Regions from separate parts of the Homo sapiens genome. Here region 1 is linked to region 2. The links are chromatin loops, found by intact Hi-C in ENCODE. Cell type or tissue: tibial artery. All regions are shown on one strand. Each heading gives the region's core, and the rest is flanking DNA. Links, peaks and the distances in the headings are about the cores only.

Region 1 (2,917 bases), core at 124-2,623, 51 kb after region 2:
CTGCTCTGTGGCAGGCACTGAACTAGTTCCTGGAAATGCAGGAGTAGACAAGAAAGGCTTGACTTCCATAGGGGTCTTGCAGTTTACTGAGATGCACAATTATGTTGTTACAATTGGGAAGAAGAGACGTGCAAGTCCTGGGCGACTACAGACAGCAAGGTAAAGGTACACCTCCCTGAAGAACAAGAGCAAATCTGAAACCTGAAAGATGGTTATGAACAAAGCACTGTGTAACATGGGGATTGGGAGAACATTCCAAGCCGAGAAAGGACAGCGGTGAAGGTTCCACATGGCGCCACCTTACAGGGATTTGCAGTGTGTGCAGCACCAAGGTGCTGGCCAGAAGGTGAGTGACATCCAGGCCCTGCTCTGCTCTCCAGCTTGGACATCCCGGTGTGTCACTGACAACCCACCAAAGGACACAAAAGTAGCAGATGATTGCCAAGACAAGTCCTATGAATGCATTGATTTGAGTCCAGGATAAACTGTTTTAACCTAAAAACTCTAAAATGTAGTGATTGAAATAATCTAGGAGGTTGTTTTCCCTGGCGTAACATTATACGTGCATGTGGTCTAGGGCTGGTAGCATCGCTCTGCCACTTTCATTGTGTTGGCCAATCTCAATGAGTCCAAAGCTGCTCCAAAGGCGCTATCCCTTGGCCTTCTGGAATAGACATACAACCCGTGACACCACAGGCATCCCTTACATAGGGCAAGAAACACAAACAGCATGCATCATTTCTCACTTCCCATTGGTGATAACCTAATCATCACACGGCCACACCAAGACTCAAGGGAAGCTGAGAAGCATCTTCTCTGGCTGGCTGCCATGTGCTATCATCAAAGAGGGGAGGATGAAGGTTGGTGGACATCCAGGGGACTGTGCTACGAGGAAGGATGGTGGGGGCAAGGAGTGAGATAACGATGGAGAGGCAGGCAGGGGGCAGATCGTGAAAGGGCTTGTTTAAAGCAAAGGGAAGCCATGCTAGTGTTTTCAAAAGAGCAGTGACAGATTTATGGGTATCTGCTTGCAGAAAAGGCTATTACAGAGAAGGCTTGATTAGGGTAAATACAAGCTGAGGTTTCCTAGTGATTCTCTCTTTTAATTCTCAGATGTCCTTGTTTACCAACAGCCCAAATTCTGCATGCAGAACACACCTAAGTCATAGAGTCTCCAAAGAAATTGCCTGGAAGCTCCGATTTTAATGGAAAGTTTTTCTGTAGTTGTGGATGGAAACCTGAGCTATCCTATATTATGCAGCTCTACACTGTCAGTGACCTTGTGATGTGGCTCTGAGTTTTCACAAGGTCACCCAGGCCCGACAGAACACACAACCGAAGGCGCAGGGGTTGCGGCACAGCACATCCGTACTTGTAGACATCGCGTGGCCCTGCGTCCTGGCAGGGCAGGGCAGAGAACAAAACCACTCTCAAGGCCGGCACAGTCCCACCAGCAGGCCCTTGGAGGAGCGTCAAATCCTGCCACAGACACAGGACCCATCTACATGGCTTCTTGGCCCTGAGGAGATGGGCTGCTGAAGCCAGCACCTCCAATTCTGTCTATAGTGGAAAACAGAGAGGCTGAGGACTGAATACCTGCTGTCTGAGTTGGTTCAATGTACAGGAACGGGACTTTAATTCAGGGAGGTGAGATGTGAGAAAGAGCAACTTCGAAAGTCACCCATCTCACACCTGTAGCCTGAACTTGACAATTCTACTCCTATAACAACAACAACCGCTGCAGCAACATTCAGATACACCCACTGTGAGGCAGGTGTGTTCTCTCTCTCTCTGTACAGTTGATGTCTGAAAAATGTGAGTTAGGGCACCACGCCCTCATACAGTCAAAAACCCACATATAACTTTTGACTGCCCCCAATCTTAAGGACTGATAGCCTACTGTTGCTCAGAAGCCTTAACAATAACATAAACAGTCGATCAACACCTAGTTTGTATATCATGTATATTATATACTGTATTCTTAAAATAAGAGAAGTTTAACAGAGAATAAAATGTTATGCAGAAAGTCATAAGGAAGAAACAGCCTGTCCAACATGGCGAAACACTGTCTGTACTAAAAATACAAAAATTAGCTGGGCATGGTGGCAGGCACTGGTAACCCCAGCTACCTCGGGAGGCTGAGGCAGGAGAATCACTTGAACCCGGGAGGCAGGGGTGGCAGTGAGCCGAGATTGCACCACTGCACTCCAGCCTGGGTGACAAGAGTGAAAATCCCATCAAAAAAAAAAAAAGGAAAAGAAAATCATAAGGAAGAGAAAATACATTTACTATACATTAAGTGGAAGTGGATCATCATAAAGGTCTTCATCCTCGTCATCTTCCCGTTGAGTAGCCTGAAGAGGAGGAAGAGGAAGAGGGGTTGGTCTTGCTGTCTCAGGGGTGGCAGAGTCAGAAGGAAATCTGCATAAAATTGGATCCATGCACTTCAAACTCATGCTGTTCAAGGGTCAACTGTATATATATTCAGTACATATACACAGTTGAATACATATGCATGTATATGTGTGTGTATATAGAAAGGTATTTCATCTTTCCTATAACTCTTTGAGGAAAATATTATCATCCTCATAGAACTGATAAGGACACAGAGACCAGTGGTGCTGGGTGACTTGGCAGCAGAACTCAGGGCCAGAATCCAAACCCAGATCTGCTAACACCAAACACACACTCATTTCCCTGCATCCTGTCTTTTTTACGTCATTAAATAAAAAAGATTTATCAGTTTTCTAAACTTGATCAATGAGAGAGTTTGGGGACATCTTCCTAAATTATACTAATATGTAAACATATCTATACCATCTAAAATGATTTTTTGCAAAACTCATCTAAATTTGCAAACAAGTCACTGCTATATCCTATAAAAAGTACATTAGAAACCTCTGATGTTCCAACTCTT
Region 2 (2,917 bases), core at 122-2,621:
TTAGCTCAATTTAACTGTTCCATAATGAATACATATTTTAAAACAACATGTTGGTCGGGTGCAGTGGCTCACACCTATAATCCCAGCACTTTGGGAGGCCAAGCTGGGTGGATCACTTGAGGCAGTAGTTCAAGACCAGTCTGGCCAACATGGGGAAACCCCATCTTTACTAATAATTTAAAAAATTAGCCAAGTGTGGTGGCATATGCCTGTATTCCCAGCTACTCAGGAGGCTGAGGCACAAGAATGGCTTGAACCTGGAAGGCAGAGGTTGCAGTGAGCAAAGATTGCACCACTGCACTTCAGTCTGGAAAACAGAGTGTAACTGTGTCCCCCAAAAATAAAATTAAAATAAAATAAAATAAAATGAAATAAAATAAAATAAAATAAAATACATGCTGTACCCAATACATCTGTACAATTTTTACTTGTCAACTTAAATAAATAATAGATTTATCCTCAGGGCTGAGAAGTCTAGCCTTTCCCAGAAGACTGTTTTAGTTATCTATTGTGACACAACAAATTACTCAGATATCTCCAAATTTAGTAGCTTAGAACGACAAACTTTTATTACTTCACTCAGTTTGTGACAGTTGGAATCTGGGAATTGATTATTTGCATAGTTGTTGTTCCGGATCTTTGATGAGGTTGCAGTAAAGGTGTCAGATGGGGTGGCTGTCATCTGAAGGCTTGACTGGGGCTGGAGGATCTGTTTCCAAAATGGTTCACCAACATGGCTGTTGGCCAGGGACCTCAGTTCCTTGCTGGCTGTTGGCTAAGGGGCTCAGTTCTTTGCTGCCTGTTGGTTGAGGGCCACAGTTCTTTGCTGCCTGTTGGCTGGGGGCCACAGTTCTTTGCTGCCTATTGGTTGGGTGTCTTAGTTCTTTGCTGCCTATTGGTTGGGGGCCACAGTTTCTTGCTACTTATTGGCTGGGGGATTCAGCTCTTTGCTGACCATTGGCTGGGGTCTTCAGTTCTTTGCTGTTGGCTGGGGTCTTCAATTCTTTGCTGGCTATTGGCTGGGGGCCTCAGTTCCTTGCTGTCTATTGGCTGGGGGCCTCAGTTCTTTGCTGCCTATTGGTTGGGTGCCTAAGTTCCTTGATAACTGTTGGCTGGGGTCTTCAGTTCTTTGCTACTTGTTGGGGGCCTCAGTTCCTTGCTGCCTATTGGCTGGGGGCCTCAGTTCTTTGCTGGCTGTTGGCTGGGGGCCTCAGTTCCTTGCTGCATATTGGCCGGGGGCCTCAGTTCTTTGCTGCCTGTTGGTTGGGAGGCCTCAGTTCTTTGCTGCCTGTTGGTTGGGGGGCCTCAGTTCTTTGCTGGCCGTTGGCTGGGGTCCTCAGTTCTTTGCTGACTATTGGTTGGGGGCCTCAGTTCCTTTCTGTCTATTGGCTGGGGCCTCAGTTCTTTGCTGGCTTTTGGCTGGGGGCCACAGTTCCTTGAGGACTGTTGGCTGGGGTCTTCAGTTCCTTGCCATGTGAGCCTCTCCAAAGGGCTGCTCATGACATAGCAACTAACTTCCCCTAAAGAAAGCACTACACAAGAGATCCAGGAGGGGGCTGCACTGCCCTTCATGACTGTCACTTCCACTTGATTCATCAGAATTGAGTCACTAGTTAGGCTCTGCTTCTTGAGAGCTTGTCTGGAGATTCTAGCAGGGGAGTGCAGCTACTCATACACCCTTGACCAAAGAAGGGACCTCCTCTATCAGGGAAGGTCGTCCTCTTTGACCAAGCATGCAATCCATCTCTTGAACAGAGGAGTGGTAAGGAATTTGTGGACATATTTCAGAACCACCACAATTGCCATCAGAGGACAGTGAATAAAGGTGAGGTTCTTTTAGGAAGAAGTGAAGCTGACTGATGAGGAGACACTCATTGTTTTTTCTACCTTCCATTCCTAATTTTCTAGGTTTGTTTATTATTAATTATGCACATTTGAATTTTCCCAAAAATTTTCTCAGTGATAGAAATGTGTTTTTCTACTTTAATATTTTAAGGTGTTTGACCACATAATTAGGTTTTTTTTCTAACATTGAAACACTTTATTATTAATGGGACATACTCTTTAATGTCATTCTGTATGAGTATTTTATACATTGCTGATTTGATTTTGCATCTATGTTCCAGGGTGGAACTAGTTTCTTCTTTAGTCTTCTATTGTACTTGTCCAGTTTTGGTTTCAAGGCTATATTAGCCTTGCAAGATATTTTGGGTAGCTTTTCGTCTTTTTCGGGCTATGCCTAACTGTCTCTCTTGCTCTATGTTTTTGTTATTTTTGCTCAGCTTTTTTTGGCTAGTGGGTATCTTTTTATCTGAAAAATTTGTCTTTCTTAAGTATGGAATTTTCTTCCACTACTTTTTTTCCCCCAATAACCATTTTTAGCCTTTGGCTCCACAAGGAACTCACAGTTTTCATCCCTCTGCTTTATTTAGAGAACTGTTTTTTAGGCTTTATCCTGGTGAAAAATGCCACCATTTCTGTATGATACTAGCCTAGTTCTTCTGCAACATTTTAATCAGGTATCCGTTCAATAGTGTGTGGCTCATGTTGGATCCATGGCCCTGCTGACTCTAGCCTACAGTTCTTGATGGGAAGATGGTAACTTGCTTCTCTGGTAGTCCTCTGCTATATGTGATTGGAGTTAGGAAGGCTGGGCTCTGGTTTCCCCATAAATCCAGTCGTGTTTGCTTTGTGTCCTACAGAAATTCTTCACAGTATTTGGCTTGTTGATGCTATTCTTTGTTGGTTTGCAGCACTGTTATGTATTCATTCCTTCTACTGTTTATCTGTTTTGGAATTTCAATGAGATTTGGGGAGAAAGGGTAATAAATCCACACGTAGTTTTATTCAGTCTGCCATTTAGACTGAAAATTGCTTGCTGCTACACACTGACCACATAAAACTTGACCTATGCACA

What was found. Hi-C counts contacts between places; a loop is a spot of excess contacts. Peaks named below come from ENCODE experiments on the same cell type or tissue, not always from the same donor. Only the 100,000 strongest peaks of a DNase experiment are listed, where the experiment ranks them.
Region 1: it touches region 2 in a loop (1.8-fold over the local background); 2 of 110 quality-filtered maps call a loop at or near these places.

The regions. Positions count from the first base shown.
Region 1 is chr10:27,833,687-27,836,603 of GRCh38, forward strand. The region is part of intron 19 of ODAD2 (outer dynein arm docking complex subunit 2); the gene reads right to left. Among named protein-coding and RNA genes, the nearest start is that of MKX, 89 kb to the left of the region's middle. In tibial artery, for the core only: no CTCF peak of the experiment used is centred there; no DNase peak of the experiment used is centred there.
Region 2 is chr10:27,782,291-27,785,207 of GRCh38, forward strand. It overlaps the pseudogene RN7SKP132. Among named protein-coding and RNA genes, the nearest start is that of MKX, 38 kb to the left of the region's middle. In tibial artery, for the core only: a CTCF peak has its summit at 1,543 (motif pointing right); no DNase peak of the experiment used is centred there; H3K27ac peaks cover 1,592 bases.